Linked DNA regions of Homo sapiens: regions 1, 2 and 3 are each linked to region 4. Evidence: chromatin contacts called from ENCODE Hi-C or POLR2A ChIA-PET data. All regions are on one chromosome and are shown on one strand. The core of a region is the stretch at or near the end of the contact, and the rest is flanking DNA. Distances in the headings are between cores, read along the strand shown. Region 1 has its middle 76 kb from the start of LINC02971. Region 2 holds the start of LNCATV (lncRNA negative regulator of antiviral signaling). Region 3 overlaps ARID4B (AT-rich interaction domain 4B). Region 4 has its middle 25 kb from the start of SNORA14B.

Region 1 (6,952 bases), core at 2,292-4,791, 220 kb before region 4:
GCCACCTTTCCATAGGAAACCACCCAGTGGTAAGTCCTCTATCACCCTCTCGTGACCTCTAGGTAGGTGGCCATATGTCCCCTTTACCCAGTTTATTCCGGTGAATAGTGCCTCCTTTCATTCTCAAACAAGTGTCCCAGCTGGCACAAGAAAACACGGGGTCACTGCACCTCTAGGCCAAGTGACACCTCTACAGACACCGCCTCTGGGCAAGCTGGGTCACCTCTGCACGGAGTCGTTTCAGGGTGGGTCAGCCCCTTTGGACATCATGTAACGTGGTCATTATCCTCTACATCACTGTTACAAAAGAGAATGTAACTTCAAGGTAACAGAAGAAAGATCAGAGGGCACCGGCCTTCCTCCATGAGGACGCAGCTCCATTTGCAGCCCTGGCTGACCACCTTCTTTGGTCCGCTTCTCTTCTGTTTCGTTCTTTAGCCTAAGGCTTACCTCTGCCAACGTCAGCATGAGGAGGCGCCACGGCCCCCTGCACCCAGAGCTGCCCTGGCAGTGGCTCCCAAGGCCACGGAGCAGCCCCCGGCTGAGGAGAGGCATATGACAGCCAAGGACATTCTGCACCCAACAGACCGAAGCTCCTTATCCCAGGCTGATTGTTCTCGGCTATGATGGCACCATGGCAAGGGAAACTTGAACGAAGGCTTGGGATGACACAGATAGGTGAGCTGCTGATGTTTTCACATTTCTTTTTCCTCCTCAGCCAGCAGTTGCATGGTTTTTCTTATGGATTGGAGAGGGAACACTGCCTGCCAGAACACTGCATGTGTGCAAATGTTTATAATAATGCTACTCCCATGACGGTGTGTCTTAGAGGCACGTCAAGGACAGGAGCCCTTTTTCCATTTTACGGATGAGGAAACTAAAGAAGGAAAGAAATTCTGCTCCTCAGCCGGGCGCGGTGGCTCACGCCTGTAATCCCAGCACTTTGGGAGGCCGAGGCAGGCGGATCACTTGAGGTCAGGAGTTCAAGACCAGCCTGGCCTACGTAGTGAAAGCCCATCTCTACTAAAAATACAAAAATTAGCCAGGTATGGTGGCAGCTTCCTGTAATCCCAGCTACTCGGGAGACTGAGGCAGGAGAATCACTTGAACCTGGGAGGCAGAGGTTGCAGTGAGCTGAGATCGCACCACTGCACTCCAGCCTACGTGACACAGCGAGATTCTGTCTCAAAAAAAAAAAAAAGGAATTCTGCTCCTTAACTTGACCTAATGAATTAGGCTTCCTTCTAGAAATAATTAAGGCTTAGATCAAATTGTATCCGAAACAGAAAGTGAAATAGGGCATGTTCTCACTCAGAAGTGGGAGCTAAATGCTGAGTAGTGAGGGTCATGTAGAGTGGATAATGAGACTTCAAAAAGTGGAAGGAGGGGCAGTGAGGGCTGAGAAAACTCCTGCTGGGTACAATGTTCACTCTTCAGGTGCAGGCACACCAAACACCCAGACTCCCAGACTTCCCAATATGTTCATGTAACCAAACTGCACCTGTACCCCCTAAATCTATAAAAATACACAATTTTTAAAATATTCTTCACAGACACGCACACTCACACACTCACACAAACTCTCCACTCCTCCGAGGCCCTTGCCTGGCTTCCCTCCTCTGGTTTCACTCATGATGCTTTCCTATCTCCCGGCTATAAATACACCACACTCAAACATGTCTCTTGGTTTCACTCCATTGGCCAAAGAAGTGGTTATCCAGAAGCAGCCAGTGAGGGGAGAGGCAACACATTTGCTCAGTCCAGGACAAAGGTGGCCCACAAAAACAAAATGTTTTCTTGCCTTTTGATGCATCTGACAGAGTGCTATTGAGGGAGGCCTGGGCCTGTCCCATACTCTCCGGGCCTACAAATACTTTCAGTATCCACCAGCACTGGGGGCTGATCACACAAGAATACAAAAGCTTCTCAGCCTGATGCGGTGGCTCATGCCTATAATCTCAGCACTTTGGGAGGCCAAGGCAGATGGATCACTTAAGGTCACCAGTTCAAGACCAGCCTGGCCAACATGGTAAAACCTCGTCTCCACTGAAAATACAAAAAAATCATCCAGGCATGGTGGCACATGCCTGTACTCCCAGCTACTTGGGAGCCTGAGGAAGGAGAATCGCTTGAACCTTGGAGGTGGAGGTTGCAGTGAGCCGAGATCGGGCTACTGCACTCCAGCCTGGGAGACAGAGCGAGACTCTGTCTCAAAAAAAAAAAAAAAAAAAAATCTCATTTTAGATCCTGCCTAAGCCACAGACTGACATGAGGCCCCCTCATTGCCAACCACTAGTTCAGCTGTGGGAAAGCCACCTCCAGGTCTTTTGTGAGAGAATCAAGGTCAGACCCCAGAGAAGCCATCTCTTCTAACTACCATGGTCTTCCTGACTCCCATTCAGAGTCAATCCTTCCTCTATTTCTCACAGACTTTTATTATTGTTATTGTCTTTAATGAAGATGTACCTAGAGTCATATATCATGATATTATTGTTTCAAATATTATTAGTAGTAGTATTTATTGGGTGCTAGTTTGTATTGAGTGCCTTTCATTCATCATCACACGTGATCTTCTTAACAAACCTAGAGTGTAGGTAACATTAATACTATACTATTATCACCATCACACCGATGAGGAAACTGTGACTCAGAAGGTTAAGTAATGTGCCCAAAGTCACACAGCTACTAAATGACAGAGCCACATTTTAAACTCAGGGTTGACAGACTCCACCAAAGATCATCTATTCCAACGCTTCCCATATGGAACACTATGCCAAGAGATGCATAGTTGCTATCTGACCTAAAATGGGTGGATAGGGAAGTTCTGGATTAAATAAGTTTAAGAAATACTACATACCCAGTGGTCCCCAGACTTGTTGGTTTCAGGAACCCTTTGCACCCTTAAAAATTATCAAGAGTAGGCCAGATGTAGTGACTCCTGCCTGTAGTCCCAGCACCCTGGGAGGTCAAGGCGGGAGGACTGCTTGAGTCCAGGAGTTTGAGACCAGCCTGGGCAACTTAGCGAGACCCCATCTCTACAGAAAAATGTATAAATTAGCCGGGTGTGGTGTTATGCACCTATAGTCCCAGCTACTCAGGAGGCTGAGGCAGGAGGATCATTTGAGTCTAGGAAGTCAAGACTGCAGTGAGCCATGATTATGCCACTGCACTTCAGCCTGGGCAGCAGAGCAAGACCATGTCTCAAAAAAAAAAATCAAAATCTTCAAAGAGCTTTTGTTTATGTGGGTTATGCCTATCAATATTTACTATCATCAAAATTAAACTGGAAATTTTTTAAAATATGCAATCGTTCACTTAAAAATAATAATAAATTTACTCCCTGCTAACACCATATTTTTGTGAAAAATGACTCTATTTCCCAAAACAAAAATACCAGTGAAAAGAGTGGCACTGTCCCACGTTTTGGTCCAACTCCTCAGTGTTCCGCTTAAGAGCTGGATTTTCACTTCTGCTTCTGAATTCAACCTGTTGCACTATCATGTAGGCTCTAGAAAATTCCAGTGTATGCTTGTGACAAAGTAAGGGTAAAATGATGCCTTAGTCTTGTTCTGAAAGTAGTGTCGACTTAACTGACCCTCCTGAAAGGGTCTCAAGGACCCTTGAAACTTCTGGCCCACACACTGAAAACCACCACTGTACTTTGAATTCTTTTTTTTTTTTTTTTTTTTTGAGACGGAGTCTCGCTCTGTCACCCAGGCTGGAGTGCAGTGGTGCGATCTCAGCTCACTGACACCTCCGCCTCCCAGGTTCAAGCAATTCTCCTGCCTCAGCCTCCTGAGTAGCTGGGATTACAGGCGTACACCACCATGCCTGGCTAATTTTTGTATTTTTAGTAGGGACAGGGCTACCAGGCATTCTTTTAGAAACTCACAGCGCATATCAGCCAGGCGCAGACTCTGAGAAGTCCTGCATGAAGGGATCATCTATAAGGTCTAATTGAATGTTTCCCAGAGTTATTGAGTGGAACATGCTTGTTAATTGACATACCCTATGACATCATGTGGAACGGCTTTCCAGTGCTAACCGTATGAAAATCTCACTAATCTGCCAGCCTCCCACCCTCAGGCAGGGTAACCCTAGAGCCACTCAGGAAACACATTTTGCATTTCACTACACTAAATCTTGCCTTGTCAAGCCGTCAACCCTCAGCGTTTCTTCCAGGGAAGCCGCGCAGCTCAGTGGAAAGACCACAGACTCAAGGCTTGAAATCTGCATCCACCACTTAACTAATTGTGTGACAACAGGAAAGACACTGAAATGCCCTTAGTCCTTCTCATCTGTAAAATGAGAGTAACACCTAATAGTGAAAGTTCCATAATCACTTTTTGTATCATCAGTCTAGACAGAGACCTGATCTCTACTATGTAACCAAACCACACACTTCATGCATTTCAAATCACGGGGTCTCTCTTGGCTCCTGTTGTTCTTGATCATGTTTTGTCACAATTTTGTTCATTTGCTTCATGTTGTTCTTCTGTCTGAGATGCACTCCCCATCTTTCTGCCTGGAAAACTTCTATGCATCCTTCAAAACCCTGATCAAAGTCCAACTCCTTTAGGAAGCCTTTTCTGACACCCCTGTCGCATTTCTTAGCCTTCAGCCCTCAGCACAGACCTCCTCAAACCTCAGAGGCAGTGCCTTCCTCGTGGTCACTTCACTGTCTGTCCCAAGTCTCTCTCTCCCCACCTCAGGCCCTGAGCTCCTCAAAGTCACTCTGCCTCCTTCTGCTCCATGCATACACAAGGTAAACCTCGAACAGCACTCATTCAGTAGAGGTTATCATTTCCTGTGAGACTAAGCCCACCAAGAAATCCTTTAGCCTTTCCTTGAGCACTAGTTGTTCTGCATCCTCCCTCCCCATCCGCAGGTGCAGGCAGGTCTTGATCTGACAGAGGTTCAGAGGCTGACCGTGCAGCCCCTCTCAGCTCTGCCCATCTGAACGCTGTCCTCAGGCCTGTCTGGCCTACATTCTCAAACTAGGAACAGAGGTGCATGGCAGGCAGGGGTCTGATGAGATGACAGCCAGGGGACATCAATCACCAGGGCCTAGCAGCGGTGGCACCCTGGGTGCTCTTCCTCAGGAACCGCTGCAGGAACTCTCAGTTCTGCCCAACATCATTTACCAAGGGCCTGTCTGGGACAACCGCCACCAATGGGTGCCTGTCCCACGCACATCTCACCACTAGCAAAACCCAGGGCTGAGGGCTGTGCAAGGGTCAGATTATCTAGAGGACTTACTGCTGCCCTTCAGAGCAGCCATGAGGCTGGACTTACCAATTCTCTTGTAGAGAAGGCTTTGTGGTCCTGGCTCTCTCCATGGGCTTTGCACAGTTGTTCCTACTAAGTTTTTTCCACAGCAGGCTGTGGACATCACAGGGAGGCAGCCATGTTTTTTGGGAGCTCAAGGGTCATTGTGCCTGGGGTCTAAGTGCTGAGCAGAACAGTGAGGAAAGACAGAACATACAGGAGGGCACCAGAGGTGCTTAGATCATGTGGGGAAGAACATCCGGAGGTTAAAATAACTTTTCTTACTCCCTATGTCATCTTTGTGGGTTCTAATGCAACTTCAGGATCTGTTTGCCTTTAAATTCCTTACTGGACAAAGTCAAGTGGACAGGAGTAATTTGGAATTCTTATGTTCTTTCTGACCAGGTACATATGATTGATTATTAAGTATTTCAGAGAGAGTGCAAAGGATCATCCTCAAGGGTTGCCCCAGTTAAATGTGAACAGAATCAAAAGTCATAGCTTCCACCCCATACAATGTTAAGGCATCACTCTGTCATTCATTCCTCCATCCAGTATTTACTGAGCACCTAGTATGTGCTCTGTACTAGGTTCTGAGAGCACAGTGGTGAGGAGGACCCACATGCCTCCTATCCTTCATAGGAGGAGAAAGGCACAAACCAGAAAACCCCCCCAACACACACACACATACACATATATTAACAAGGGAATGAGTGCTTTAAAGTTCAGGAATTATAAACACAAAGAAATGTGGTTATAGACATGGTTCATGGAAGGCTGGAGGGCTGTGGACTTTTCTCCAGAGGAGTAATATTTCAGCTGCATCAAGCAAGATGTGACAGTGGCAGGTGAAGGGGACCCGGAGCAGGTGGGAGGAGAAGCCCTCCTGGCAGAGGGGTCAGGTGTGAAGGCCCCGAGAAAGGGTGGCAAGGGCTTGGCACATGGAGGGATTGAAGAAAGGTGAGGTAGCAGGAGCGTGGCATGCAAACGCCAGCGGCACAAACTGCGCTGGGGAGGAGAGCAAGGGCTGAAGGTGCAGAGCCTTGGACACCATCCTAAGGAGTGTGATTTTTTTTTTTTTTTGGTCCCTCAGTGCAATAGGAAGCCCTAGATGGGGCTCAGCAGAAAGTGACACATTCTGAGTTATATTTTAGGAAGTCACTTGGGCAGGAGGTGCAAGGGTAGAATCAGAGAGACCCATCAGGAGGGCACAGGTGCTGGTGGCCTGAATGAAGGGACTGGCAGAGAAACTGCTGTGATCTGGAGAATGCTGGATATGTGGCTCCAGGGCCCCAGAGGGAAGACCTCATACTCACCTCCACTTGGCACATGCAGAGGAGAGGGGAGCCTCTGGTGCCATACTCAGAAAGGCAGATGCTGGCAAAAGAAATCAAAGAAGAATGCCTCTCTGGACGCATGGACCTCTGAGTCCTGCCATACCTGGGCTTTGTCCAAGACTGAGGGAGCAAGCTGGACTGGGCAGGAGCAGGAGCAGGACAAGTCAGGGCCTTCCCCTCCTTCCATACAGCCAGCCATGGTCCTGAGGCAACCAGGGACCAGCACTTACACAGACCCTGCCTGGAGGTTCTGGTTTCCCCAGCCCAAGAAGCCAAGGTCATTCATGCCTTTGCTGACCTGTGGCCTCCCCATGGCCCTGTCCTAGTGCCCCAAGGCACTAGCCTCC
Region 2 (6,442 bases), core at 3,108-5,607, 140 kb before region 4:
GAGGGTCTTTGATGCCTCATTTTTCTTCTTGTGTTTTTATTTTCCCTTTTTGCAGATCTCTGCATTTAATGAGGAAGTGCTGTCAGCAGAAAGGAGAGGAAGCTTCACCCCGACCATCCGCAGGACCCACATCCCTCTCAGCGGGAAGGCAGAATCATTCATCTATTGCTCTCCTTGAAGGGCAGCTCCAGACACTCACGTGGACACAAGTAGGAAAAGCACAGAGTGTGTCATCACACTGTGTACCTCATACAGGTGACGTCCTGGAGAAACCTCTGGAAAAACAGAAATTTTATGACCCACAATTAAAATGATTTAAGTAATAAATAACCCTGATAGCTTGCCCCACCAAGTGTATGCTATGTTCCACACCCCAGGCCCCTCCACATCCATCTCCTTGCCGAGCCCTCTAACAACCTTACAAGGGAGAGACTTTTTACCCTCACTTCCCAGAGGAGGACACTGAGGCCAAAGAAGGGAAGGGATTCCCCAGGTGACACCGTAAGTGACAGAGTCAAGACCCACATGGCCTGGCTGAAGTCAAGGTCACCCTAATTCCTCACACAGCCCCACCAGAGGTTCCCACAGTGCTGTGTGCCAGCCAGGTGATAAGGCCTTTCCACAAAGGACATCAAAATACCTCAACAGGCTGGACGCGGTGGCTCACATCTGTAATCCCGACACTTTGGGAGGCCGAAGCAGGCGGATCACCTGAGGTCAGGAGTTCAAGGCCAGCCTGGCCAACATGGCAAAACCCCATCTCTACTAAAAATACAAAAAATTAGCCAGGCATGGTGGTGGATGCCTGTAATCCCAGCTACTCGGGAGGCTGAGGCAGGAGAATCGCTTGAACCCGGGAGGCAGAGGTTGCAGTGAGCCAAGATCGTGCCATTACACTCCAGCCTGGGTGACAGAACGAGACTCCATCTCAAAAAAAAAACAAAAAAAACCTCATCATCAGTAGAGAACTGTCACCTTCCTAAACGAGGAAACTGACACTTTTAAAAGCAAACAGATTTCTGAACTTGGGGTTAATGATAAAACTGGAAAAACATAAAAGACTCCCTGTTCCTCTCCTCCATTATCAATATGTGCCTTAGATTTGGATGCCAAGTCAAATCTCACCAGAACTATATCCTCCATGGTAACTTATTAAAGAGTCAATCAAAGTTTGCTTTAAGAGAAAAGTAAATACACCCAACTTTCCATACAATGCCGGACCCCGAGTTCACTTCCTGGTTTCACTGTTGACTCAGGTTGCAATCCTAGATAAGTAACTACACATGCTCACTGCCCTGGGCCCAAAGCTGGGGCGAGAGCCTGGAATCAGCGCACCCCCAAGAATTCCGGAACATGGGAAGATGCCCATCTTTCATGGAGGGGGCATGCCTCGAAGAGGAAAATCAGGCAAAAGGCCGTGTGCAAAGCTCCACGTGCAGGTGCAAGCTGCTTGTCCCTGAGTCTCTGATTGCGAGGAAAGGGGTCACCCGCTGGTCGCACCACCAACAAAGCCCTGCCATCCTTTGGCTCTGCGCTCACCCATAATTACTGGGCGTGAGGTGGGAAGGGCCGCCCTTTGGGACTCAGGTGGTGGGGAGGCTGCAGAACAGAGTCGGCAAGTCAACTCCAATCACAGTAAGCATTTTCAAAGAAACACATAAAAATAGCCAGAAGTGGGTCAGCACTTCCAGTGAGGTTAGAGACAGGAAATTGGGACAGACTCCCGGTCCTGTGTAGAGAGATAAAAGTTTTATTTCATAAGTACAAACTCATACTCTTTCCAATCTGATTCCTCGTTTCTTTTCTTTTGCTTTTTCATCTCCTCTGTCTTTTGGATACACAGGAAACACACACACACAGCTAACAAAAACAGTGTGATGTTGGAATCTTGCTCCTTCAGTTCTAAGGTCCTCTTTTTCCTGAAGCTGAAGAAAAAAGATACTTAAAGAAAACTTACTTGAGAGTCAGGCAGGAAGGGGAGATGGGATACACACTTTCCCTATCTTTCAGGTTTCTGCAATCTCAGCGCATGCTGCTTAAGAGGAAAAGAGCAGCAAAGCAGATGAAAAGCACTGCATCCTTAAGTGATTTACCTGTTCCCAAGCAGGCCTGCCTCACACCTGCCTCCCCCCAGTTCCCTGTCATTGACCCTCCCGCCACCATATCTGTGGCATCTGGTGTGCTGCACACACAGTATATGTGTGCAAGTGCATGGTATATACACATAGCACACATGCATACATGCTATAAACACATGCCCATATATAGGCTCAGTGCACAGGTACGCACAGTGCTCAGGTACACAGAGTACACACACCTGCTAGCCACATACACTCTCAGTGTACACACATGGTGCTCATGCACACATGGTAGTGCATGGTGAATCCACATAGCATCCATGCACACACACAGTACCCACACACACACGCGGTACATACACATGGCACCCCTGCACATACACAGTAGACATGCGTAACCCAGAAAGTGGTTCTTGCTCTCTCTGCAACCTTAAGACTTTGGCAGTTTTTGTTAACTCCCACACTTGGCAGGATTACATTTCCTTGTGGCCTCAATGACGTGATAGGGCAGATTTATTGGGCTTACAGAAAAAAAGAGAGAGGAGAGAGAGCGAGAGAGCGAACAGTAAACTCTGCTGTGCAGTCAACCTGGACCTTGGTTTTAAGTTGCACATCATCAGGGCCAAGAGAGAAGATTTGGCAACATGGGGTGGTTTGGTGAGAGTCGGCATGTTTCACTGGTAATCTGCTGGAGCACTAAAATATATACATCCAAAGGTTACCTTCTTTCAATTCACTGAAAAATAAAAGGAGCTTCAAGGCTGGACCAAATAACACACATAAATAACTCATGCATGCCTGCATGCATAGATGCAAACATACATACCCAAGATGTGTAGCAAACAAAACAGGCACAGTGCTTTCAGGAGAAACTTGGGTGTGGAAGTAAGTTCTACCTTTTTGCTCTATTTTCCTCCTGGAGGGAGAGAGGAAAAGCAGCTGCCTAAATGCTCAGTCAGCCCACAAGCTGTCATGCGTGACTATCTCCAGGGCAGACAGGAGAGCAGGAACCCCTTTCTGAAGCTGAGTTCTGATGCAGAATGTTTTCAGGGCTTAAGACAGCCCCCACACAGCTAGCCAACAGAACTTTCTGGGCTGCGGTCAGTTAGCTATGTCGCACAGGAATGGCATCTGCTTTCACTTATTTCAGAACTCAAGCATAAGTCCTGGGAGTATTTGACCAAAAGAGCCTCCCGCTTGGCGTGCGAGGGTTAGGTTTCCAGAAGATGTAGCACGTACCTGCGCTTTCAACTCCCAGAAGCCAAAGCTATGGAAAGATCTCAGCGTGTTTTTTTTTTAATTTTATTTTAAAATCATACCGTTTTAAAAGTTCTGCTTGTTATAAATCCAGCCTGAAAGCAGATGAATGAAACATAGACCCACACAAAAAAAATCTACAAGAATAGATCTTTTTTTTTTTTAACTTGGGGTTTTTGAGGAGGGATTTTAGAGGAGTGGCGGGGAAGCTACTCAGTCGAGATAAACTCCTTAAAAGCATGGGCAAAATTCCCTTTTCTGTGACCAGTTTTTTTAAAAATGACAAAGTCACACAAGAGAGGAAATGAAAAGGGAAATTTTTAGACTTCTCATCTGTGCTGAAAGCCCCGGGCTGTTTCAGAACCCGGTCAGGGTAACCGTCAGGCCTGCGGTCACCGCGCTGCAATCCCAGGAGGCCTTGCGTCAGCGGCCATTATATCAATAAGGAAGTACAATCACCAAACCACAAGCCGGCTTCTTTTCTAAGCCCACATGTTGCTTTAGAGGGTTTTCAAACAAGAGACTTTCCTGTTTTTGAAACCTGTGAATCCACAGGTCTTACAGGTTACTCAAATTATCTTATCACTTGCAGCATGAATTTCAAAACTGCTTACTCCAGCCTTCCCCTCCCCTGGAGGAACAGACGTCCATTTACAAACCAGAATCCTTATTTACAGTGTCCCGTTGCCAATTGCTGACACAGAAGGGGGAAAAAATACCAGTTATACATTAAGCTTTAAGGTTAAAGTATCTGTGCCAGACGCTGTCCAAACACCATCTATTCACTGACCTGAAGGCAGGATGACCACACCGGAGAAAATTCTACAGAAACAGTTTTGCGGTCACAGCAGTATTCCTTCACAGAGCCAGGCTATGTTTCCTGCAGATGCATACACATGCTTGCAAATGTACTGTAAGAAATCATCACAATTCACAGGAAACATATTTATCCTAAGATGTGTAGCAAATCTGTTGGAAATTTTTAAGCACAGCCAAAAGACATCCCAAACCACCTATGAGGTTGCTTCCCAGGTTGCTGGAAAAATCAACGTAGGATAGCATCGGTAGAGGACGCTACCGCGGCGCAGGTGAAAGATGTAAACAGTGCAATCTAAATCTTCAATGGGATGCAAGTCAGACTTATTTTTCTCTTGAGCAAATAAAAAGATTCAGATTAAAGAGTGCCTTATAGAACTGGTACAGAGTTCTACATAGAACTGATATAGAGTTCATCTAATAAGAGTGTCTTATAGATGAGATAAATCCATAAACAAACGTCTCTCTTTCCTGCTCAGCTCAGCAGCTTGAGAAAGATGTGCCACACCTAACAACTGCATTTGACAGCCATCTCCTGGTTTAACTTCTACCCTGGCCAGCGGCCACTTAGCGTTGCCCCAGCAATGCCTGCAGACTTCATCACGCGCTCCCTCGCTGGAAGCGTCCCTCCTAAGGCAGACCTGAAGTTCACAGAGGGCTTCTGGACAGTAGTTCACATTCTGTTTTCAATGGTGGCCTAATCAGACTGAGAATAAACAACAAGTGAACTTTATCCTGCAGCTACAACCAGTGAACTCTAAGCCCATTTCACAGAATGCACACAGCAATAATGGATCTAGCAGACACTTATCTAATCTCACACTTTCCGTCTTTTTGGGTTATAATCAACACTTAGCTCATCAACACACACACACACACACACACGCACATCTTCCAAAAAAGAACCTGCTCTCAGTTTAAGCACACTGAGATTTTATTTATCTTATTTTATTTGTCTGCATTCCAATAAACCTTCTAACATTGAAATGTTGAGACAGACACTCTAAAGTCAGGATGCTGTGATGTTTATGTTTGAGGGAGGGTTCTTTCAAAGTAGCCAAAATTGTCTCTCTTAGGAAATGTGAAGTGTGAATGAAGCCACACCAAAAAGTCTCAGAAGTAAATCTCTCAAAGATTATGACCAGCCTGTTGTGGAATAACGCAATATATCCTTAGAGGAAAATACAATAAAGTAAGAGAATTCCAGGCTTCCTACACAGGCCCAGTAGGTATTTTTTATCTTAATAACTCGTTGGTAAATGGCCTACTATGTCCATAGGAAAAGCATCCTCTTCTTCAACTGTGTTTTAAAAAGAATAACTTCTTCTTTCCTCCTTTGGAAAAGCCATTGCTCCAAAATTCACATAAAACAAATACAGACTGGTTTTCTGTTCCTTTCACTTTCTGTCCCTATCACTTTAGGCTGTGGTAACCAGGACTTCTAGGCCTAAATATGCTTGCCTGATTTTGCCTGAGTTTGCTGGAGAATTGCTCAACCACCCTCTCACTTTGGCTGTGTAGACCATAGCTCTTGCCCTCCCTCCAGGGGAGAGGCATTAACTAATGAAGAAAACAGTGACTCCCCTCTTCTGCCACCACTGACACTCCATACCCAGGCCTGTGCCACCAGGCCTGCTTCCAGGACTGTGGGCTGCCTGTTCCCTGCTATCCTGAGCCTTCCAGCTCCAGTGCCAACAAGGGCACTAGGTAATGGGTACTTCTGATGAAGGACACTGCATGAGATCTTCCCATCACTTAGAGAAGTGTTCCATTTGGGGTCATTACCAACCCTGTCTACTCAGACCAGCAAAGCATAGAGAAAAATAGGATGGATAGGCAAGTATAAGGCATCACCTTATATCTGTGTCTTAAAAAGCTCTTTATATTACAGAATTTCTTTATTTGGAACAACAAAATACTCTGAAGGGAATCTCATGAATTTTAGTTTGGAACGTTTATAGAGGTTGTCTGGAAGAATAGTTTTTGTTGATTTGGTTTTTTAATACAAAGAAAAATAAAAGCTTTTGTAGTTATTCTTGAAGGTATGACCTCCAATTACAAGCATGAGAGATATTGTAAGCAAGTCCTTTTCTTTTCTTTTTTTTTTTTTTTTAAGAGACAAGGTCTCACCATGTTGCCCAGGCTGGTCTCAAACTCCTGTACTCAAGCAATCTGCCCACCTCAGCCTCGCAAAGTGCTGGGATTATAGGTGTGAGCCACTACACCCAGCCTGTAAGCCAGTCTTTTAAAGCTCATTTTAAACTTTTTTTTTCTTTTTTGGGACAGGGTCT
Region 3 (7,055 bases), core at 4,200-6,699, 170 kb after region 4:
AATTTTAGATCCACATCTCATAAACCAGAGGGATATCTGCATAGTCACAAATATTAACAGAAGAGTATCTGCATATTCCTGGAAATTTAAGTAACTCCAAAGAAATATTCTAACTAGAATTTTCTGCCTCGGCAAACAGGCAAGAGAGAAATTGGGAGAGACATTATTAAAAGCCAACTATACTTAAGGCACTGTTCTAAGTATCAAAAAAGCAAAGGAGCTTTCTCATGTAACACAGCCAATCTACTCTGCCTTGAGAAGAGGTTATTTGTCATCTTGCTAGTGAGGTCACAATCATATTCAAATGCAAATGAATCTTCTTTGGAGTAACAGCACTCTCAGAACATAAACTTTCATGATCTGGAAATTAGAGGAGCCTAGTGGAGGATTCAGGCAGTTCAAAATTCAGAATACAAACAGAAACAGAAACTGGCATTGTTATGGTTTAATGTATCTGGGCATGTTAGTAATAACTACTGGCATGGATTAGAAGGCAATAAGTAGAACATTTTTTAGTATAACAAGTCACTAAAGACAGCATCTGGAGAACATTTAAAAGAGTTTGATTTAAAAAAAAAAATCCTTAAAATCCCTACTGGGCCAGTCCTGTAATCCCAGCACTTCGGGAGACCAAGGCAGGAGGATCACTTGAGCCCAGGAGTTTGAGACGAGCCTGGGCAACATAGCGAGACTTCATCTCTACAAATAATTTTGAAAAATAAGCCAGAAGAGGTGGTGAACACTTATGGTCCCAGCTACTAAGGAGGCTGAGGTGGGAGAACTGCTTGAGCCCAGGAGGTTGTGGCCGCAGTGACTATATCACTGCACTCCAGCCTGGATGACCAAGCTAAAAAAATGATAGGTCGGATGCCATGGCTCACACCTGTAATCACAACACTTTGGGAGGCTGAGACAGGCGGATCATCTGCAGTCAGGAGTTCGAGTCCAGCCTGGCCAACATGGTGAAACCCAGTCTCTACTAAAAATACAAAAATTAGCCAGGCATGGTGGTAGGCACCTGTAATCCCAGCTACTTGGGAGGCTGAGGCAGGAGTATCACTTGGACTCGGGAGGCGGAGATTGCAGTGAGCCGAGTTTGCACCACTGCACTCCAGCCTGGGCAACAAAAGTGAAACTCTGTTTCAAAAAAATAAAATAAAATAAATAATAATAATAATCCAGCCAGGCACGGTGGCTCACACCTGTAATCCCAACACTTTGGGAGGCCAAGGTGGGCAGATCACCTGAGGTAAGGAGTTTGAGACCAGCCTGACCAACATAGTGAAACCCTGTCTCTAATAAAAATAAAAAAAATTAGCTGGCCATGGTGGCAGGCACCTGTAATGCCAGCTACTCACGGGTTGAGTCACGAGAATCACTTAAACCCAGGAGGTGGAGGTTGCAGTGAGCCGAGATCACGCCACTGCACTCCAACCTGGGCAACAGAGCGAGACTCCATCTCAAAAAGTAATAATAATAATAAATAATAATAATAATCCCCACCAACCAAGTTTTTAATCGTGTTTCATATCCTCAAGAATATGATTTTGAAAGACGTCATCAACAAGAAACATCAATCTTTAATCACTTGAAAACCTATCAATTACTTGTCTAGTGACCAAAAGAAACGGACCCACACAACATGTATTAAACACTAAGTCACAAAATTCATTCTAGATTCAGAATATTACTGTAGTAAGCCCTTTGGTAACTTATGCTAAATACTCATTGATGTAACACTATATACTGACTTTCCTTTTCCCAAATATACCAACATTTTGCAAAAGTGACCATTTTATACCATATTTTAATGATTCCTATCTGTCCTCTAGACTGAGCTACTTAAGATAGAAATAGTGTCTTATTCACCTATGAATGCCCTGGTCCTAGAATAGCACCTACATATAGAAGAAATTCATGAGATAATTGTTAACACAAAAAAGATTAGACATTAGTTAAGCCCTGCTAAATGAGATTCCTCTTAAGTTGAATATTATTTATATTTCAAAAATACCTTATAATCAGAAGCGTCTTATATAAACAGGTGAAAAAGCATGAGCTATGGAATCAATATCTGAGATCAAACTTTAGGTTCATAACTTACTAGATCCATCATCCTTGGGAAAAATTATTTAACTTATCTGAGCATAGCTTCACATTTGTAAAGTGTAGTTTATCATACTAATAAAACATATGTTCACTTTTATATTATACATTTATTACATATTATAATTAAATATAAATTACATATTAAATACATACAATACCAATGTGGCCTATTACACATAAAATCACATGTAATAAGCACTCAATATAAATAAATGTCTATATTAATTTATTATTACCATTCTTTTTAAAGAAGATTTTGTACTTAACAATCAGATCACGTAGAAATTAGTGACAGAAGCAGTTCAAGAATAGGTATGAGCAGCTAAGCAGCTAAGCTTATGAGTACAGGACTACAGAGAAGAATGATAGGGGCATTGGTAGCAAATATCCACAAGTGGCAATTTTGTTTGGGTAAGCCAGGTGATTTTCCAGATACTCTGGAGAAATGTTTTCTGAAATCTCAAGTTCCTGGCAGTTATATTTACAGGCTAGAGTGCAGTGGCGCAATCTTGGCTCACTGCAACCTCTGCCTCCCAGGTTCAAGTGATTCTCCTGCCTCAGCCTTCCAAGTAGCTGGGACTACAGGCGTGCACCACCCCACCCAGCTAATTTCATGTGTGTGTATTTTTATAGAGACGAGTTTTCACCATGTTGGCCAGGCTGGTCTCGAACTCCTGACCTCAGATGATCCGCCAGCCTTGGCCTCCCAAAGTGCTAGGACTACAAGCATGAGCCACCGCACTCAGCCTACACAGCTGTTCTTAAACTTAAAAAAAGTAAATTATCTCTCCTTTACAGAGATGATGGTTTATTTTTATGTTACTGAAATTCATACAAACATAAAGTTACCATATTTCATCTAATTTAAGTCACTAATTGTAAACCACACCTACCACTAAAAAAGAAAAAAGCTGCCAATTAAACTACGATATACCATCAATTGACTGCTAAATGCATCCTGATTTCAGAGATGTTAAAATGTAGAAAATGTATACTTGTACCTGATAAAATGTAGTCATATAGTAGCTAAGAATTATTTATTCTTACGGAACTGTACAAGTATAAAACCAAATCTGCAAACTAAATTCCACAAACCAACAAAATCAATGAAATTCAAGTAAGAACATTAATTCAATATGATGGATGATATTCTGCTACAACTACACACTCAAAACACAAATATGGCACAGACTACTTTGGACTAGCATGCTTTTAATATTGAGCACAGTGTAACGAATCAATTCTCCCACCACTTTTCCCTATGTAAACTAGTACAAAACCTTTGCTGGAGAGATCAATGTTGCCTCATGATGTAGGAACATATCACTTACTGTGAACTCCATCTCCGTTGTTTTATAATCAAACCTGCAACAAGCGAAGTAATACTACTCACTATGAACGCTGGTTGTAAAACATAAAAAGTAATTGCAGAAACTGAAATTATACTAGTTTGGTGCAAAACTAATTGTGGTCTTTGCCATTAAAAGTAATTGCATGCCAGGCACAGTGGCTCACACCTGTAATCCCAGCACTTTGGGAGGCCAAGGCAGGTGGATCACCTGAGCTCAAGAGTTCAAGACCACTCTGGGCAACATGGTGAAATACAAAAAAGCTACTAAAATACAAAAAAAAAAAATTAGCTGGGCGTGGTGGTGGCTTGGGAGGCTACTTGGGAGGTTGAGGCAGAGAGAATCACTTGAGCCCGGGAGGTGGAGGTTGCAGTGAGCTGAGATTACACCACTGCACTCCAGCCTGGGTGACAGTGAGACTCCGACTCAAAAATAATAAATAAATAAATAAAAATAAAAGTAATTGCAAAACCACAATTACTTTTGCACCAACCTAATAGTTCTCTGCTATCCAGATGTACAAATGACCCAGAAAATGTTTATATTAAATCTTTTTAGCTCTCTGTATGAAATGAAATGGAAGAAACTCAAGATAAAACAATAATAAAGTATATACCTTTTGAATTTAGTGTCATTTGCATGTATTACTTGATAAAAATAATCAATTAAAAATGTAATTTTTTATTCTACACAGAGAACTTGCAAACTAGGCCAAAGAGAATTTCGGAGAAGTCCAGTTTGATATACACTCACATAGAGGTAAAAGGATATAGAAGAATAAGGCCATAATTTGTGTAAAGAATATCTCAACTCAGCTATGGCTACGATCTGCAACCTATTAGTTGACTGATTTTTACTCCCTGATTCTCAGTTTCTCCACTTCTAAAAAGAGGGTAAATAATACCTTCTGCCTTAAAAACACTCTATATATAAATGTTAAGTCTGCTGCAGACTTATCTTTGAATTATGATTATCATGTGCTAAATCAAATGCATACTAAAAACAGGCACAATGGTAAGAGTAGGAAAATCCAACACTAGGCCTAATTTTGTGTGTGTGTGTGTGTGTGTGTGTGTGTGCACGCGCGCAGACCGCTCTGCCTATTCAATGACTATGCACATATGAGGGACCCAACAAATCATATTTTAATAAGTAAAATAAGGACAAACTATCTTACAGATGACCAAATTTTTACGACAAAGAAGCCCACACAGCTTTACAAAGACTAAGTCACTAACATGACAAGTATCAATTACAAGTTATTTCTCTTAACAAAGAGATATGTTCTGGCAATATGCTTTGCCAACAAGTAATTCATTAGACTGCTAGCCACCTGATCCAAACTGGGCCGATCGGTTTTACTCTGCTATGAAGTTAAAGCTAGGTTAACCAATTAGCCGGTAGAGAAAGGATGTGATGCAGCCTATGGTAGCCATTTTCTGGCATGCACAGGGAGAAGTAGAGAAAACCAGTCTGCTGAGAGGAAGTAAGAAATAAAACAGATGCAGAGGGGGAAAAAGTGCACATAAGAAACTGTGGGTTCTCTGAGTGACTGAGAGAATAGCTAGCCTTAGTTCCTGCTAGCTTTCCAACTGCCTCCTCAAGCCAAACTGGAGTTCCCCTCTTTGGGTACCATGAGATGCTCTGTACCCTTATAATAGATTCTCTTTTCTGCTTTTCATCACCTGAAATGGGTTCTATTACCCATAACCAAAATAGCTTTAATTAAACCCATCAGATGCCTATTATCAAAATAGAAATAATATCAAATACAGTTACAATTCCACAAACATTAATTGAGCACCCACAATGCCCTGGGATATTCAGAACTTAGATCACATCTAGACAAATATTAAACCAATTCCAGTTTACATTTTTAAGCTAAACTGTCAAAATATACAAAAATCCTGGGCTGGGCACAGTGGCTCACGCCTGTAATCCCAACACGCTGGAAGGCCAAGGTGGGAGGACTGCTTGAGCCCAGGAGTTCAAGACCAGCCGGGACAACACGGCAAAACCTCATCTCTACAAAATATCAAAAACTTAGCCAGGCGTGGTAGCACACACCTGTGGCTCCTAGCTAGTGAGGGGGCTGAGGCAGAAGGATCACTTGAGCCTGGGGAGTAGAGGCTGCAGCAAGCTGTGATCACACCATTGCACTCCAGCCTAGGTGACAGACAGAGACTTTCAAAAAAAGAAAAAAAATCTTGACCAGTAAGAAATAATGAAATGTGAACATACGAAGCAAAAAAAAAAAAAAAAAGATTTTTTTTTTGAAAAGCTATTTGAGGTCATCAGATCATTATTATAACATTAGTAGCATTAGCAAACTAACGCTAATTAGTAGCATTAGCAAACATTAGTAAGATATAACCTCTGGCTATCAATTTTTAAAAATCAGCTTTTAAGCCCTTACCAGATGCGTCTGGCCCTACAATCTTATTAAAAATATATTTACACTTTTTAAAAAACAATAGTTTACATCTTCAACAGACTCTTACATTTCTACTCATATTTTTCAAAGTTATAAACTTCTTATCAAATAAAAAGAAAAAATAAAGCAAGAATACTAATTGTCATGGTGGTGCACATCTGTAGTCCTAGCTACTTGTGAGGCTGAGGCAGTAGGATTGCTTGAGCCCAGAAGTTCAAGGCTGTATTGAGCTATGATCACACCACTGCACTCCAGTCTGGGAGACACAGCAAGACCCTGTCTCTTTAAAAAAGGAAAGAAAGAAATTACAAGTTATTTCTCTTAAAAAAGAGATGTTGGCCAGGCGCGGTGGCTCATGCCTATAATCCCAGCACTTTGGGAGGCCGAAGCAGGGGGGATCACCTGAAGTCAGGAGTTTGAGACCAGCCTGGCCAACATGGTGAAACCTCATCTCTACTAAAAATACAAAAAATTAGCTGGGAGTGGTAGCGGGTGCCTGTAATCCCAGCTACTCGGGAGGCTGAGGCAGGAGAATCGCTTGAACCCGGGAGGTGGAGATTGCAGTGAGTCGAGATTGTGCACTGCAATCAAGCCTAGGTGATGGAGCAAAACACCATCTCCGAAAAAAAAAAAAAAAAGATATGTTCTGGCAATATGCTTTTGCCAAGAAAAACCCTGAGCAACAAAGGAAGACATGGCTCTATAAAAAATAAAAAAATTATCTGGGCTCAGTGGCACACGCCTATGGTCCCAACCATTCAGGGGGCTGAGGTGAGAAGATCACTTGAGCTCAGGAGGCCAAAGGTGCAACAAGACATGATCGTGCCACTGCACTTCAGTTTGGGTGGCAGAGAGAGACTCTCTCTCTAAAATTTAAAAAAGATTTTAGAGGCTGGGTGCAGTGTAATCCCAGCACTATGGGAGGCTGAGAAGGGTAGATCACCTGAGGTCAGAAGTTCAAGACCAGCCTGACCAACATAGTGAAACCCGGTCTCTACTAAAAATACAAAATTAGCCTGGCATGGTGGCGCACGCCTGTAATCCCAGCTACTCGGGAGGCTGAGGCAGGAGAATGGCGTGAACCCGGGAGGCGGAGCTTGCAGTGAGCCGAGATCCCGCCACTGCACTCCAGCCTGGGCGACAGCGAGACTCCGTCTCAAAAA
Region 4 (7,364 bases), core at 3,581-6,080:
GGCTGGAGTGCAGTGGTGTGATCTTGGCTCACTGCAGCCTCCCACTTCTGGGTTCAAGCAATTCTCCTGCCTCCGCCTCCCAAGTAGCTGGGATTACACAGGCATATACTATCATGCCCAGCTAATTTTTGTATTTTTAGTAGAGACAGAGTTTCACCATCTTGGCCAGGCTGGTCTCAAACTCCTGACTTCAGGTGATCTGCCCACCTCAGCCTCCCAAAATGCTGGGGTTACAGGCGTGAGCCACAGCGCCCAGCCCAGAATCTGCATTTTAACCAGCCTCCCCCAGGTTGCTGCCCACTGGTACACGTTCCTGTAGCAAAAAGGAGAGATACTCAATAGACTATAAAACTCCACATTAAAATACGAAAATCCGGACTACAAGAGTAACACCAAAGAGAGACTGGACAGATTCTACAGGAAGGTTTACAAATAATTTCCTTCCCACAGTCAAATTATTCTCCTCTCTGGCTTTTCCAGAAAAATGCTGGCAATTAAAAAGGTGTAAATAGGACAAAATCTAGGAAAGAAAATGTCCCAAACAGGAGTAAGGCCAAAAGGTCCCCTCTCCCTCCCACTTTTGGGGATTGACAATCCCCTGTAGCTACTTTGTAAACTTAAAAGTCTCGGAGTGGGTGAGAAGGGATCACCGGCTCAACATGTTCTTTTCCCCAAGCGGCCATAGCATCTGTCAGCAGGTCTCCCCGCCAGGCAAATAAGCGGCTTGCGGGCCGGCCCTGCACACCTGCAGCTGCTGGTTGCTCTGGCAACCGAGACCCAAGCCCAGGCCTGCAGCGGCCTTGCGCAGATGTGCTTCCTCTGGTTGTCAACGCAGGAAAAAGAATTGAGTGTGAAACACTCAGGATCTGTGAGAAACTATGTGATCTGGAAAGAAAAATCTCTGCAAACCTTTTTGATGCAAAAGACACTGTGAAATGGGCGTTAGTGAGAATTTCACGTTCCCACAGTGTGATGGGTGTTTTGCAGAGTCATGTGGCAATGTTGGGGTCAACAGCTGATCCAGTTCATTCCTTTCTCAGTTAAAGAGTCCAGGGAGGGCGGCTGACTTTGAAAGGGAAACAGGACTGAACCCTAGGTCTCTTGAGCCTTGTTTCTGGCAGATCCTCCACTAGCAATGAATTTTTTTTTTCTTTTTTTCTTTTTTTCTTTTTTTTTGAGAGGGAGTTTTGCTCTTGTTGCCCAGGCTGGAGTGCAATGGTGCGATCTTGGCTACTGCAACCTCCGCCTCCCCGATTCAAGCGATTCTCCTGCCTCAGCCTCCCGAGTAGCTGGGATTACAGGCATGTGCCACCACACCCGGCTAATTTTTGTATTTTTATTAGAAACGGGGTTTCGCCACATTGGTCAGGCTGGTCTCGAATTCCTGACCTCAGGTGATCCGCCTGCCTCAGCTTCCCAAAGTGCTGAGATTACAAGCGTGAGCCACCACGCCCGGTCCTGGCAATGAATTTTGAACCTCCTTTAAGTTTAACCACCTCCCTCCAGGAGTATCTAATAGCGTGTTCTCACAGAGCTAGTCCAAACCCTGGAAGTTCTGATGGCTCCCCATCCAACTGTGAAGAGAGGTCAACAGGCCACATATTGGCTCTAGACAGAGACATGGGATAAGGACTCATCTCAGTGACATGAGAAAAAAAGGGAATGAAGATTGTCTATGAAAGGAAAAAAATGAAAACTAAGAAATATTGAGAAGGAGGGCCTGGTGCAGTGGCTCATGCCTGTAATCCCGGCATTTTAGGAGGCTGAGGTGGGTGGATCACTTGAGGTCAGGAGTTCCAGACTAGCCTGACCAACAGGGTGAAACCCCGTCTCTACTAAAAAAAAAAAACCCACAAAATTAGCTGGGCATGGTGGCGCATGCCTGAAATCCCAGCTAGTTGGGAGGCTGAGGCAGGAGAATCACTTGAACCCAGGTGGCGGAGGTTGCAGTGAGCTGAAATCATAACAAGAGGGAAACTGCAACTCAAAAAAAGGAAGGGAAGGGGAGGGGAGAGGAGGGGAGGGGAAGGGAGGGGAGAGGAGGGGAGGGGAGGGGAGGGGGAGGCGGAGGTAGGGAAGGGGAGAGGGAGGGAGGGAGGGAGGGAAGGGAGGAAAGGGAGGAAAGGAAAGAAAATAAAGAAAGGAAAGATTGAGAAGGAAAGAATAAAGCAGAAGTAGAAAACAGCCCTGAGCCTTGGAGTCATAGGAAATTTTTTATCAGAGGTGTTGATTCTTCCTGTTTAATCCTGGTGGGTTAGCATTTTGTGAACAAGTCTTTCCCTTTTGCCTTGGCTACCAGGAAGCTCAGCGCTAAACTCTGGGTTAATTACAGCAGTTTTCCTTAGCCTCAGTTTTCTTCTCCCTGCATTACTGCAAATCCTTTCTGGAAGTAGGTAGGAAGACAGCATTTGTGATTTTCTTGCTACCTATCTATTCCCCCTGTTTTGACAGCTGGACACCAAATTCCCTCCAGGAAACTATCCTTCTCCTACTCTTAGCCCGTGTGCTTGGGACAGAGGGTTCCAACTCCATCTCAGGAGTGACGCATGTGAGATGGGTGTGAGTCAAGCAGTTCTGCCAGCTGCCTTGCCACAGTGCTTCAATTTTAGGCAGATCTATGAGCCAACTGGAGCCAAAGAGACGCAAAGAACAGTTTGTCAGGAATCACAGGATAGAAATTGTTGCCACTAGACTTGAAATTGGAAGGACATGAGTCTGAAGCTACCACAGCTGTATTGGGACCAGGAGGGAAGCATCTGCCCAAAACTACAGCCCAATCAAGAGGTGAGACCTGAAGGATGAAGAGAGAGAAAGAAACCAGATCCAGCTGTACCTGAAGCCCACCCTGCTGTCAAACAACAAAGTCCCCTTCTGCTTCAGTTTGCCTGGGTCTATAAGCATGGACAAAACACCTTACTTTGCTTTCTCTTACTCTATGAAGGGTACGTGGTTATGGCCAAATATGTAAAAAATACAGGAAAGTATAAGTAAGAAAAATCCGGCCGGGCTCAGTGGTTCATGCCTGTAATCCCAGCACTTTGGGAGGCCAAGGCAGGCAGATCACAAGGTCAGGAATTCGAGACCAGCCTGGGCAATATGGTGAAACCCCGTCTCTCCTAAAAATACAAAAATTGGCTGGGCGCTGTGGCTCATGCCTGTAATCCCAGCACTTTGGTAGGCTGAGATGGGCGGATCACCTGAGGTCAGGAGTTTGAGACCAGCCTGGCCAATATGGTGAAACCTCGTCTCTACTAAATACAAAAATTAGCCAGGCGTGGTGGCAGGCACCTGTAGTCCCAGCTACTGGGGAGGCTGAGGCAGGAGAATCACTTGAACCTGGGAGGCAGAGGTTGCAGTGAGCTGAGATCACGCCACTGCACTCCAGCCTGGGCGACAGGGTGAGACTCCATCTCAAAAAAAAAAAAAAAAAAAATCCATCCATAACCCCATAACCTAGAGATAATGATCAAAGTGAACTTATTGTTCCTAAAATTTACTTTGAAGACAGGAAAACCACCACTCATGAGCACCTTCAAGCATGTCAGTAACCCAAAACCAGATCCCTTCACAAGTTTCTCCATTTAAGCCGCACGACAGGAGTTTGTAGCTCATTTCTGTTTAGCTGTAGAGAGTAGTTCTAGCAGGCTTTTGACTTAGATTTAAGGATTTTTTTTTCTCCTCCCACATTCAGAAGCCATAAATCTGTACTCCAGGAAGCCAGAGGCATAGTATGAGGAGACAATCCCTATTCTGGGCTTGGCCCAGAATCAAACGCCTTTTTGCTAGAACAGCTGAGCTGGCTGAGGGAGCCGCCTGTCTCAGAGGAGCAGCTGGCATTTCAGGTGTGCCTTTTTTTTTTTTTTAATTATACTTTAAGTTCTAGGGTACATGTGCACAACGTGCAGGTTTGTTACATATGTATACATGTGCCGTGTTGGTGTGCTGCACCCATTAACTCGTCATTTACATTAGGTATATCTCCTATGCTATCCCTCCCCCCTCCCCCCACCCCAGGTGAAACCCAGTCTCTACTAGAAATACAAAAATTAGCTGGGCGTGGTGGCTCGTGCCTGTAGTCCCAACTACTTGGGAGGCTGAGACACAAGAATCCCTGGAACCCAGGAGGCGGAGGCTGCAGTGAGCCGAGATCGCGCCACTGCACTCCAGCCTGGGCGACAGAGCGAGATTCCGTCTCAAAAAAAGGAAAAAAAAAAAAAAAGAAGATATTCTCATGCCCTTTGGAAATGAGGCACCTAAGCCTCAGAGAAGTTAAGTGCCCCAGTACGCTGCACATTTAGAACTCAAACCCAAGCCCCTGCTTCTAAAAACCGTGTTCGTTCCGCCACCCCACAGCTGCCCCTCTATTTTTGTAGGGTGATTCTACAGAACTGGGAAGGTAAGGAGTTGTAGAAACCCTCTGCCACATTTTATTCTTTGCCTTTCGTAGAAAAAGATCATACTTACGTTGCTTTGACTCACTCTGAAGATTAACCTGGAATTGCGTCTCTTCTTGGACAAGTCAGAAGTCCTTTCAACTATCCTTTTCAATTATCTTCTCCTGTCTGGTAGTTTCCCATCTAGAATTTTAATTCACGAAGACTGGAAACAGGACTTCACAAAATGTCATCCTGGCACATTTTCCAGGAGGAACGGTTTTATTTATAAACAAATAATCGGAGCATTTTCATTTCGCTATGATGATCGCTGTAATTGGCAGAATCACAGTCGCGCTGGGGCTCGAGGCTCCCGGAGGCCGGGGGGTAGGCACGGCGCGGACGCACCCTAGGATCGCCGCCAGAGGGCGCCAGCGCGCTCCTTCGCGTCTGCTGCTGCCCTGATGAAAACGCTCACAGCGCACGCGGTACAGACGGAGCAAATCCTATGAACTTCTCCAGCCCAGTTTAGAACAAGGGAAAGGGGAGCGCGCGGTACCGGCTGTCCACTCCGCGGTCCTCCTGGCTCAAGTCACCCTGAGTCTTCCCCCAGCTGACAAAGGCGATCGGACGCACAGCCAGGACCCAGAACCGTGGATGGATCCACTTTGCCAATATATTGAAAAAACTGATGCCATGTTGAGAGAAGAGAGAAATCTATTTTTGTAAGAAATGTTACTTTACACATACTTTGCTGATTTTTTATCTCAAAAAACCCAAGACCTGGTGTAGTGTCCAGTAACTCAGTTGCCTGGAGCCCTATGCAATGAGACTGAATTTCCATGGGGCCCGGTTAGTAGCTTTAAATCATTTTCAGGCAAGGCGTACACACACACACACACACACACACACACACACACACACACACACACACGTATATACACAGAGAGAGAGAGAGCTCACCTGGTACTTCTCTTTCGTTTCATGGTGACACATTACAGTGCACACAACTTGACCAGCTTACAGGTGCTAGAAATGGAAGTCTGAGGCTGACAACTCAAGGGTGTGTGTGTCAGGGGCAACAGCTCCGTAGATGGGTATTATTAACTATAATTACACCAACCCAGCCTCTTTTGAAAATTGATCAGAGATGCTTTTTCTTGTCTTGATGAGTAGGTCGGAGTAATTATCATTTGCACTGGGAAATAATACCATTGGTTCTAGGGCTGATGTCTGCAAAGCTGGCTTCACTGTTTCTTGGACTTGTCTTTCATCACATACCTCAAGTCTCTCTGAGAAAGAAACTAATTCACTATTGTTTCTCCGCTGTGGGAGAGGAAGGCTGTGGGTAGGGAGTAAACTATAACCGAGATGTACACTTACTGTATTTCATGGTGGTTAGTGCCCTGGAACCAACGTTTTTGTTTCGTTTTTCAAATGCAACAGTCTGACAGGTTTTACTAATACTAGCCCTCATCTGGCTTTTACTGAGGTGTCTGTCTCGTGTTACAAACCATTCTGTGTACTGAGGATACAGCAGTGAAAAACAGTTAAAAAAAAAAAAAAAAAAAAAAAAGCCAGGCGCAGTGGCTCAAGCCTGTAATCCCAGCACTTTGGGAGGCCAAGAAGGGCCGATCACTTGAGGTTGTGAGTTCAAAGCCAGCCTCACCAACATGGTGAAACCCTGTCTCTACTAAAAATACAAAAATGTATTTGTACATGGTGGCACATGCCTGTAGTCGCAGCCACTCGGGAGGCTGAGACAGGAGAATTGCTTGAAGCTGGGAGGCTGATGTTGCAGTGAGCCAAGATCGCACCACTGCACTCCAGACTGGGCGACAGGGCAAAACTCCCTCTCCAAATAAAAAAGCTCTAAGTAATCAAATAACCAAGTAATTAATTACCCAAAGTCAGTCAGCAAATGAGTCAGAATTCAAGCCACAATAGCTATTATTCACACTAGTCACTCCTAAATTTTTTTATTTAGTGACAGTGTTTAAATTGAGCTAAGAATGTCTAACAGTATCTGAGTAGCTAAAGATTTGGAAAGTCTTGTCTTCTGCCATCCAACATTTGGTAAAGACATGGTTATTTTAGCCAGCATCCTTTTTTTTTTTTTTTTTTTTTTTGTATTGTTTTGTTGGAGAGAGTTTCACTCTTGTCGCCCAGGCTGGAGTGCAATGGCTCACTGCAACCTCCAACTCCCAGGTTCAAACAGTTCTCCTGCCTCAGCTTCCCAAGTAACTGGGATTACAGGCATGTACCACCACGCCCAGCTAATTTTTGTATTATTAGTAGAGACGGGGTTTCACCATGTTGGACAGGCTGGTCTCAAACTCCTGACGTCAGGTGATCCGCCCACTTTAGCCTCCCAAAGTGCTGGGATTAAAGGCATGAGCCACTGTGCCTGGCCTCTTTTTCTGAATATAAGTGAATTTTAAAAATCTGTCACCTGTGAAAGTAGACTAAATTCCAAGTCGTCAAAGTTCTGAATAAGCTGCCTACCTGGACTGCTGATCTGTAGTTCATCTAGCTCAAGGGAAAGCTAAGAAACAAAACAATCCTGTCTTTTAAAAAGGTTTGGGAAAAGCAGGGTATAGACGGGGCCACAGAGCACCCTTAAATGTTGAACTATAATGACACCTAAGTCATCCCTGTATTTGGCAAGTTTCCATGAAAGGGTGGTTCAAAATGACTCTTAATTATGTTTTTGGGTTTTTTCTAAAAGGCCATCTCAGAATTTTTTTTTTTTTTTTTTTTAGTTTGAAAGCAGCCTGTCCAACATGGTGAAACCTCATCTCTACTAAAAACACACAAAAAATTAACCAGGCATGGAGGTGCACACCTGTAATCCCAGCTACTCGGGAGGCTGAAGCAGGAGAATCGCTTGAACCCGGGAGGAGGAGGCTGCAGTGAGCCAAGGTTGTGCCACTGCACTCCAGCCTGGGCGACAGAGCAGACTGTCTCAAAAAAACAAAACAAAAACCTTTA

What was found. Hi-C counts contacts between places; a loop is a spot of excess contacts on that map. ChIA-PET counts read pairs that join two places held with the same protein, here RNA polymerase II (POLR2A). Pooled maps may share reads with other maps.
Region 1: a pooled map shows a loop between it and region 4 (4-fold over the local background). The contact joins two enhancer-like sites. A Hi-C loop is called at or near these places in 1 of 37 single-sample maps with no recorded cell type and 3 of 50 pooled maps. POLR2A ChIA-PET finds 5 or more read pairs at or near these places in 6 of 52 experiments (GM12878, HEK293, HepG2 and 3 more).
Region 2: a pooled map shows a loop between it and region 4 (4-fold over the local background). The contact joins the promoter of LNCATV here to the enhancer-like site in region 4. A Hi-C loop is called at or near these places in 1 of 37 single-sample maps with no recorded cell type and 6 of 50 pooled maps. POLR2A ChIA-PET finds 5 or more read pairs at or near these places in 7 of 52 experiments (B cell, Caco-2, HEK293 and 4 more).
Region 3: a loop to region 4 is called in a map with no recorded cell type, with 5 times the contacts of the local background. The contact joins two enhancer-like sites. A Hi-C loop is called at or near these places in 1 of 37 single-sample maps with no recorded cell type and 1 of 50 pooled maps. POLR2A ChIA-PET finds 5 or more read pairs at or near these places in 4 of 52 experiments (CD4-positive, alpha-beta T cell, T-cell, activated B cell and 1 more).

The regions. Positions count from the first base shown.
Region 1 is chr1:234,877,995-234,884,946 of GRCh38, forward strand. No RefSeq gene overlaps it. Among named protein-coding and RNA genes, the nearest start is that of LINC02971, 76 kb to the right of the region's middle. RefSeq lists a silencer at 4,084-4,220 and an enhancer at 4,604-4,673. Within about 2 kb of position 3,542, at least 4 of the 41 ENCODE cell types and tissues checked have a DNase peak (open chromatin) inside an H3K27ac peak, as active enhancers do; they include GM12878, where a contact is called at or near this core.
Region 2 is chr1:234,959,642-234,966,083 of GRCh38, forward strand. LNCATV (lncRNA negative regulator of antiviral signaling) reads right to left here and starts at 4,358. Exons shown (of 4, transcript NR_125945.1): 1 at 4,126-4,358; 2 at 200-275. It overlaps LINC02971 (long intergenic non-protein coding RNA 2971), which reads left to right. Exons shown (of 2, transcript NR_186179.1): 2 at 56-348. RefSeq lists enhancers at 3,124-4,323, 3,637-3,936, 3,957-4,006.
Region 3 is chr1:235,270,487-235,277,541 of GRCh38, forward strand. The region is part of intron 2 of ARID4B (AT-rich interaction domain 4B); the gene reads right to left. Among named protein-coding and RNA genes, the nearest start is that of ARID4B, 54 kb to the right of the region's middle. RefSeq lists an enhancer at 971-1,559. Within about 2 kb of position 5,450, at least 7 of the 41 ENCODE cell types and tissues checked have a DNase peak (open chromatin) inside an H3K27ac peak, as active enhancers do.
Region 4 is chr1:235,099,566-235,106,929 of GRCh38, forward strand. No RefSeq gene overlaps it. Among named protein-coding and RNA genes, the nearest start is that of SNORA14B, 25 kb to the right of the region's middle. RefSeq lists a silencer at 4,715-4,884 and an enhancer at 5,505-5,644. Within about 2 kb of position 4,831, at least 7 of the 41 ENCODE cell types and tissues checked have a DNase peak (open chromatin) inside an H3K27ac peak, as active enhancers do; they include GM12878, where a contact is called at or near this core.